Linked DNA regions of Homo sapiens: regions 2 and 3 are each linked to region 1. A link is a contact called in ENCODE Hi-C data. All regions are on one chromosome and are shown on one strand. The core of a region is the stretch at or near the end of the contact, and the rest is flanking DNA. Distances in the headings are between cores, read along the strand shown. Region 1 holds the start of CFAP61 (cilia and flagella associated protein 61). Region 2 holds the start of TASP1 (taspase 1). Region 3 holds the start of ZNF337 (zinc finger protein 337).

Region 1 (2,867 bases), core at 173-2,672:
GAAGGATGGTGATCAGAAGCAAAGTATTCTAGCATGTTTGTACTTTTGAGCAAAGGCAACAGATGATTAAACCAATGATTCATTTGGTAAATCAATTGTTTACAGTAACACATTTAAGGAAAATCACTTCAAAGAAACATCTTTTTAATATTTATTTATTTTGTTAGGTGGCTTTATGAAAGTGATATAAAATCTTCTCTATTTAAATTTTGAAAAGTGAGATAAAATATCTAAATAATATGGTTAATAAAGAGTTATGGCAAATACATTGATGTTGGTTATAACTGACTGCAGTTCTAGAAATCTGCATAAATCTTTTGTTGAAAGTAATATCTGCATTGGTAGACGTGATATTACTACATACATAAATATATATTTTCCCCAAACACCAAAAGAGCTTTGCAACTGTGGAAATTATCCTAACAAATGAGCTGCCAAGTCATGTCATTATACATTTGTCCAACCTCATAGAATGTACACCAAGAGTGAACCCTAATATAAACTATGAACTTTGGGTGATAATGATGTGTCAATGTAGGTTCAAGATTGTAACAAATGTACTGCTCTGGTGGAGGATATTTTTAAGAGTTGGAGGCTGTTAGAGGAGGGAAGAGGTACAATAATTGATAGCAGGAAGCTGTGGAGGGAGGAAATCTCTGTGTCTTCCACTTAATTTTGTTGTGAACCTAAAACTTCTCTAAAAATGTCTATTAAAAAAAATTCTCTTAACCTTTGCTTTTCAGTTTTTGAGGGCAGGTTAAGTATTATAACAGCTAACATCTACTGAGCATTTGTCTTTAATCCTAGTGAAACAGATGTTATTAGCCTTGTTTTATAGTTGAGGACATTGAGGCTAAGAAAATTTAACTAGAGTAATTAAGGCACACACAGAATTTAAACATGTTTCTTATCACAAGACTGAGTTGTTTTCCAGTTACTCTATTTATATTTTTTCCTAATATCTGGCTTCAAAGTACCTTCTGTTATTTTTAATTCCAAGCCTTAGAGTTAATTATTTGGGCACCTTAGAATTATTTGGGCACAACTGTCCCGAAACCAGAAACGAGGGGGCGTGGACCCAGAGACTACTAGAATGCAATGCTCGAGGCATTGCAGCCTAAAAGGGCGGCAGCTCGCCCCGTCGCATGCTGGGAATGGTAGTTTCCTCGCTCTCCCTTCTTCCCCCGCCCTCGAGCATCCAGATTGGAGCTCCGTTCTTACTCCCTTGCAGGGCGCCACGGCTCGACAGAGCCACTCGTCCTCGCCTGGTCATCCCAGTTCCGGAGGCTGACCTGGGGATGCGCCCTGGACGCCCTGCACCGCAGTCCTTGCGTCGCTGCTAGTCAGCACGGCGTTACCCACCTCATCCGCAGCTCCAGGACGCCGCACTCCACGCGCTGCCGCAAGGAGGACGCGCAGCCTGGTCACCATGGAAACGGTGCCGCCTCCGTCACGGCTCAAGCGAGAGGTCAAAGGTCAGTCCTGCAAGTTCCGCTTCCGGTTCCGAGATCCTGTTTGTTTTCTGAAAGCTTTGTGGTTTCGGTGAGCTCTCAGAGCCGATTTCTAGCGTCCGTGCCGGGGACAGGTGTCCAGAGGTCGACTGCTGCAGACATGGCGGCCTCCACCGCGGCCGGGAAGCAGCGGATTCCCAAAGTGGCCAAGGTAGGCGATCGCGAGGGGCCTTGTAGGAGGTGGCCTAGGAAAGGGGCATCCCTCAGCCCTGAGGGTGCCCGGGTTGGGAGAGAGTGTTCCCGCCGGGGAGAAGGCTCACCCTGAGAGATGGAGAGGAAGGGCAGCTGGTGGTGGGGCGCGGGCTCTTGTCATCGCGGAGCACGACCCGCGTTGGCGTGGCCTTCGTTCTGGGGTGGTTTTGCTGGGGAGTGGAGTGGGGTGGTTCGGTGAAGATTTACTGAGCCAGGCACTGCACTGGGCGCTGGGAAGCTACGCTCGTACGCTGGCCACAAGCAGTACTCAAAACACGAGTTTCTGTATAAAGACGACCTTGCTAGATGTTACCGAGAGGCAAAGTAGAATATGCCATGGGCGTGAATAAGGGGGTCGTATGAAGGGGTCCTGAAAGTAAATTTTGCTGAGGAAATGACCTTTAAGCTGAGACTTGAAGGCTGAATAGGAGTTAGCCCAGCTGACAGCGGAGGGCGAGAGTAGACGGTAGGAGTAGTATAGTATCATAAGTTAATTAAACAGTAGACTTACTATCTGGTATTTCCTTTGATAGCTAATACTTACCAAGTGCTTAATATGTGGCAGACTTTGAAGCCTTTACAGATACCCTCCCTCCAGTCTTTCTTGAGCCCGGATGACTCTCTTGAACTGGACCTTTACATAACTATTTGTCTGACTCGCAGGAGTAATGCATATAGAGCAAGTAACACTGTGTCTGGCACTTAGTGCTTATTAAATATGAGCTATCACCATTATCATCATTACTCCACATGTGGCATTAAGTAACATTTTTTATAATTCAGCTACATAAACTTTTATTGGGCATCACTGGTCCAATGGAAATATAATGCACACCACATATGAAATTTTAAATTTTCTCATATCTACATTAAAAAGTAAAAACAAAGCAAAAAAGTGAAATTAATTTTGATAATATATATTTTATTTGAGCTAATGTATCCAAAATATTATCATTTCAACATGTAATCGGTATAAAAAATGTAATGAGGTAGTTTATTCTTTTTTATACTTCATCTTCAAAACCAATGTGTATTTTACACTTACAGTCCACCTCAATTTGTACTCACCACATGTGACTCATAGCTACTGTGTTGGACAGCACAGCTCTAAGCTACGTTAGACTGTAAGCTTCTAAGACCTCAAGAAGCTTACAGTCTAATGAT
Region 2 (2,867 bases), core at 220-2,719, 6.4 Mb after region 1:
TTCCTGCTCTTGCTGCTTCACCTAGTTCCAAAGCCAGTGCCACACGTTTTACTTTTATGATGTTATTATGTTATGTTTTGTTATAATATCCATCCTACTTCTAGGTAACAAAATCGGTTTCAGTTACTATTGCTATGTAATAAACTGTTATTCTTACTATGTAATAAACTTCTTCCCCTTGCCCCTCCCTAAGAAGTCAGTGGTAGAAGAGAAAGAAAAAAAGCCCCAAGTTACATAATAAAACCACATAGGTTATATTTATAATAATGGTATCAGTGGTTCTCGAACTTTTTGGTTTCAGCATACCTTTATACTCCCCAAAATAGTAGAGAACACTCCAAAGCTTTTGTTTCTGTGGGTTACATCTATTAATATTTACTATATTAAAAATTGAATACAAAGCTGAAATGTGGCTGGGTGCGGTGGCTCACGCCAGTAATCCCAGAACTTTGGGAGGCCAAGGCAGTAGGATCACCTGAGGTCAGGAGTTCGAGACCAGCATGGCAAACATGGTGAAAACCCGTCTCTACTAAAAATACAAAAAATTAGTCGGGTGTGTATCGAGCGCCTGTAATCCCAGCTACTCAGGAGTCTGAGGCAGGAGAATCGCTTGAGCCCGGGAGGCAGAGGTTGCAGTGAGCCGAGATCGTGCCATTGCACTCCAGCCTGGTTGACAGAGTGAAACTCCATCTCCAAAAAAAAAAGAAAAAAACCAACAAAAAACTGAAATGTTAAAAAGTTATTTAAAATAACAATAATAAACCATTATGTGTTAATATAATTAAGACATTTTAATGAAGAATAAATATTTTCCAAAAACAAAAAAATGTGGTAAGAAAAGTGTTATCTTTTGCATTAGTGTAAATTCCTCTATAGCTGGCTTAAAGAAGCCAGTTAGATTCTCATTTCTGCCTTTACATTCAGTTCGACGTGATGTTTTGGTGGAAGTATAAGGAAAATCCATCAGTCATGGGTCATCAAAACCCATGACTGGGTTTCGGTCTTACATCCTAGCCGATAAAAGACCGCCTACACTCCTTCCCCCTGGGCAAGGCTCGTGCCCCAACTCCTACAAGCAATGCAGGCTGAACCTTAGTTTTCCCTACCGTCTAACAGTGCTCTAAGGATTGAAAGAAAGTAACTCTTAAGCGACACCTAGATAAAATGATGGTCAGTTTAATTTCATTTCTCATCACAGTATTAGTCAATCAACCACTCAGATATAATCACATCCTGCGGGCTTATTCAGGGGCGGGGTGGGTAGAGATAAGCAATAGCGCATGCGCAGCTCAGAACGAAGCCCCAGGTGGAGTTAGCGCTGCACCTCTGAGGCCAGGTGAGCCGCTCCGAAGCGGAGGGCGGAGTCAGAGCCGCTTGTGGGAGGCTGCTTCCGACCACGTGGTACCCCGAATGACCAATGGGGAGACTTGATGTCAGCCCCGCTTCCTCACCCTGGCAACGGGCGGGTGACTACTTCCGGTGCAGTGAAGGCTCGGGGCTGAAGCGGGTGAGTGTCCCTCTTTCCCACGCTGTCCGCGCCGCTGCCGCCTCCGCGCTGCTGCCTCTGTGTGTGGGCCCCGTACGCTAGCTGGGACGTCCTCTCCGGGTCCGAGAGGGGGCGGCGCGCAGGACACCCCTTGCCCCGGGCGGGGCTAGAGGAGGGGGCCAGGATGTCCCTAGTTCCCTAGTCTTGGTCGCTCTAGGCGGCCCCGTCGTCCCCCTTCCCAGCCTCATCTCCGGCTTGGCGTCCTCGTGGCCACCGGGGAAGTACTGTCTGTATGTGGGGAGTTCTCGCAGTTCTTCACCCACTTTGCAGTCTCAGGCTGGAGATGTCTCAGAGTCCGAGGTTCGCAGACAGCCGAGAATGTGCGCCTTGTCCTGGGTGGCGGGTTGGGGGTAAGGCAGCCCCTTACTTAGTAATAGAGGCCTGATGAGAGTCCTGCGGGTCGTTAGCACTTACTACTCAGGGGGAGGAGGAGGAGGAAGAAGAGGAGGAGGAAAGGACCGAGAAGATGGAGCAGCTGGAGAGGAGGGGGGGAAAGCAGGAGCTAGAGATGTCCTGGAAATCGAGGGTATCGTGTTTCCGGAAGGAGAGAGTTCAACTTTCCTGGCTTCTGTAGGGGAGGGGAAGGAAAGGTGTGTTAGGGGCCATTAGATTGCTGAATTATTATTATTCTTTATTAGCGAAGGAATTTTTACTTATATTCTTAGGAGTTTAATAATTTATCTTTTTTGTTGTAAATAAAACTTTTCCCCACCACTTACAAAAAGCAGTGCTTACTAAGGAACATCTGGAAAATGCAGAAATAGTTATGAAGAGATCACCTATAGTTCTGCCAACCCAGCATTTTGATCTTTTTTCTAATATTTTATTCATATTAACCTATTTGTGATCATAATGTATGCGTGTAAAATACGGTTATAACTAAGAGGCATAGTTACATACATTGTGTTCATTGCACGGATAGATTGTCTTTTTTCCTCTTGAGAAAGTCTTATTAAGGTATTCATGCACCATAAAATTTATTCTTTAAAATTGTAAATTTCAGTGCTTTTTCTCATATCGCAAAGTTGTGCACCCATCACCACTATCTACTTTCAGAACATTTTCATCACCCCCAAAAGAAATCCTATACTCATGACAGTCACTCCCCATTAGATTCTCTGCTTTCTCTCCCAGGCCTTGTAACCACTAATCTACTTTCTGTATCTATGGATTTTCCTATACTGGCATTTCATATAAATGGAATCATAGAATATATGGCCTCACTTGTCTGGTGTCTTTCAGTTAGTATGTTTTCAAGGTTCATCAATGTCTGTGTATCAGTATTTCATTCTGTTTTATGGATGGGTAATGTTCCATTGTG
Region 3 (2,867 bases), core at 193-2,692, 5.6 Mb before region 1:
ATATATCTGCACTCTCATGTTTACTACAGCACTATCCAAAATAGTAAAGATATAGAATCAAAGTGTCTATCAACAGATGAATGGATAAGGAAAGTGTGGTACATTAACACAATGGGATATTAGCCAGTCATTAAAAGAATGAAATTCTGTCATTTTCAATAGCATGTATGAAAATGGAGGACATTATGTTAAGCGAAATGAGGCACAGCATGACAAATATCACATGTGCTCACTCATTTGTGGGGCTAAAAACGTGAACTCATGGAGATGGAGAGTAGAATGAGATAGTTAACAGAGGCTGGGAAGGATGGTGGGTAGAGGAGATAAAGAGGGACTTGTTAATCGATACAAAAATACAGTTAGAATGAATAAGATCTAGTAGTTGGTAGCACTATACAGTGACTATAGTTAAGAACAATTTTACTATATATTTAAAAATAAGAGAGAATTGGAAACTTCCTAAAACAAAGAAATGCTAAATGCTTGAGGGGATGGATACCCCAATCACCCTCATTTGACCATTAAACACTGTATGCCTGTATCAAAACATAACATGTACCCTATAAATATGTACAACTAATATTTATCCAGAATAATTAAAAATTTAAAAACCAAAAGAGAAAAAGCAAACAGCAAGTATACCTAGTAAAGGCCTGAAATATAAAGTCTACGTGGTTTGGCAAGCCACAAAAGATATCAGCATATTATACACCCTACATAATGAAAGAATTCTGGCATTGATGCATAATTAGATAAATGGGGGAACAATTAGAAATTGAAATGCAAATGTAAATTGAGTATACTGAATTATGTAGCTGAAACCTTAAATTATTTGGTAAAAGACTATATTTTTAATAAATTTAATGGGAAATTAATAAAATATTAGAAAATTTTAAAAATAATTGTATATTTACAGTGTGTACCTGGAGAAAAATTAAACCATTGAGAGATCTAAATGTGAATGATAAAACCACAAAATCCGTAGGAAAATCAGAGATCAAAAGTACTACATAGCAAAAAAAAGAAACAAAAGAAAAAAAAAAGACATACCCATAATCAAAAGACAGTGGGAAAATTATTTACCTATATCATAGAAATGGGAAAATATGCTTAATGTATGTATAGGGCTACCTAAATAAAAGAAATCGCCGGTTCTGAAAGGATCCCTCCACGTCCAAACGACCATAGGCTCGCCCCACCTGTCAGAGAGGAGTCCTTCCGAGAAGTCCTTCCAAGGATTCCGGGTCGCGCAGTCCCGGGTGGACCGCTATGACCAATATTCTGGGGCGTGTACCTGGACGACTCCCGAGGACTCTGGGGAGTGTAGTCCACCGAGGGGATGCGACGCGCAGGGTCGCATAGCCTCCGGGCCGCGCCGAGGATGCTGGGTAGCGTAGTCCCGGCCGCGCTGAGGATTCTGGGTAGTGTAGTCCCGGGCGGCGCAGAGCGTTCCAGATCCCTGGGCGTCAGCGAGCCGTGAGATGCGTGGTCCACCATCGGTGACCTCACCGCCTCGGTTCGCCCTCAGCCGCCCCGGTGAGCTGCGCTCCTGCGGGTCCCTCTCTGCAGCGCGCCCTTCCGGCGCAGGAAGAAGGGCCGGGAAGGCCTGGGACGTGAGGGCGCTGCTGGGGCCGTAGCGCGCGCTCCTCCAGGCCCGGCGTCTCCGCGTTCTGGGGAGGGGCGGAGACCCAGGCCGCGCCTTGAAGTGGGCGGTGGGGCTGCGGCTTGCCGAGCGCCCCGGGTCTGGGCCGCCACTCAGTCTCCGTTCCCGGTTGCGTGTAGTGGCGGCTCGGGCGGTGAACAGCCCGGATTTCACAGGGGCGCCGAGCAACCCAGGTCCTCTTGTGCCAGGGTCGCCGCTCCTCGGGTGGGGACGGGCCAGCGGCCTAGCGAGCTGCCACGGGGGTCTTTTGGCCGGAGGTGGAGGGGGACTCGGCCACAGCCAGGGTCCACTGGTGGGGTGGGGGTTACAGCCATGAGACGGATGGGCTAGGTCCGACTCGGGTTCCCTCCGACTCTGATGCTCCAGACTTTATTGTGGGAGGCGGGACAGGGGAGGACTTCGCCCGCGTGTTTTGGGGAAGGGCCGCTGCTTTGGGTTGGGAGCACCCCGCCTTGGGACGATCTTCCGCGGATAGGAGTGTAGGCCGGGACCAAATGTCCTCGCACGGGCACGTCTAGACGTGTTTTGGTGGGGGGGGGGGGGGATCTGCGTGGGGCAGCGTCCGCGGGAGGTGAGGTGGCTGTGGGGACCCAGGTGGCCTCTTCCCTGGGGCCTTGCTAATGACGGCAAAATCCGGGTTCTGCCAAAATATATTTAAAAAGGTTTATTCCTAGTCAGTATGAGTGACTGTGGCCCAGGTTATTCAGCCTCAAGAGGTCCTGTGAAAGTGCCCGAGATGGTCAGGCTTGCAGGTTAATTTTATACAATTCAGGGAGACAGGAATTTCAGGTAAAGTCATAAATCAGGCTGAGCAGTGTGGCTCATGCCTGTAGTCCCAGCACTTTGGGAGGCCAGGAGTTCCAGAGCAGCCTGGGCAGCACAGCAAGACCCTGTCTCTACATGAAATTAGAAAAATAAAAAAATTAGCGGGGCGTGGTGTCCCATGCCTGTGGCCTCAGCTACTTGGGAGGCCCAGTCAGTTGAGTCCAGGAGGTGGAGGCTGTAACCAGCTATGTTGGCTGCACTGCACGCTAGCCTGGGTAACACAGCGAGATCCTGCCTCCAAAAAGAAAATCATAAATCAATAAGAGAAAGATATACACGGGTTCCTCCCAAAAAGCTGGTATATCTCCAAAGGGTTTACACCTCATGGGGGCACTTAGGGATTCTTTAGTGGACAGTTGGTTGAGAGACTTAAGCTACT

What was found. Hi-C counts contacts between places; a loop is a spot of excess contacts on that map. Pooled maps may share reads with other maps.
Region 2: a loop to region 1 is called in a pooled map, with 27 times the contacts of the local background. The contact joins the promoter of TASP1 here to the promoter of CFAP61 in region 1. A Hi-C loop is called at or near these places in 5 of 50 pooled maps.
Region 3: a loop to region 1 is called in a map of CD8-positive, alpha-beta T cell, with 20 times the contacts of the local background. The contact joins the promoter of ZNF337 here to the promoter of CFAP61 in region 1. A Hi-C loop is called at or near these places in 3 of 168 maps with a recorded cell type or tissue (CD8-positive, alpha-beta T cell, naive thymus-derived CD4-positive, alpha-beta T cell and tibial artery) and 10 of 50 pooled maps.

What each region holds. Positions count from the first base shown.
Region 1 is chr20:20,051,087-20,053,953 of GRCh38, reverse strand. CFAP61 (cilia and flagella associated protein 61) reads right to left here and starts at 1,422. Exons shown (of 27, transcript NM_015585.4): 1 at 1,363-1,422. CRNKL1 (crooked neck pre-mRNA splicing factor 1) reads left to right here and starts at 1,488. Exons shown (of 14, transcript NM_001278628.2): 1 at 1,488-1,662. The coding sequence starts at 1,612. RefSeq lists a silencer at 1,014-1,063 and enhancers at 1,154-1,453, 1,464-1,633.
Region 2 is chr20:13,637,534-13,640,400 of GRCh38, reverse strand. TASP1 (taspase 1) reads left to right here and starts at 1,469. Exons shown (of 14, transcript NM_017714.3): 1 at 1,469-1,507. RefSeq lists a silencer at 1,569-1,718 and enhancers at 1,909-1,998, 1,612-2,112.
Region 3 is chr20:25,695,428-25,698,294 of GRCh38, reverse strand. It overlaps ZNF337 (zinc finger protein 337), which reads left to right and starts at 1,442. Exons shown (of 5, transcript NM_015655.4): 1 at 1,442-1,536. It overlaps LOC107985400 (a long non-coding RNA gene), which reads right to left and starts at 1,254. Exons shown (of 2, transcript XR_007067557.1): 1 at 1,132-1,254. RefSeq lists an enhancer at 1,929-2,038.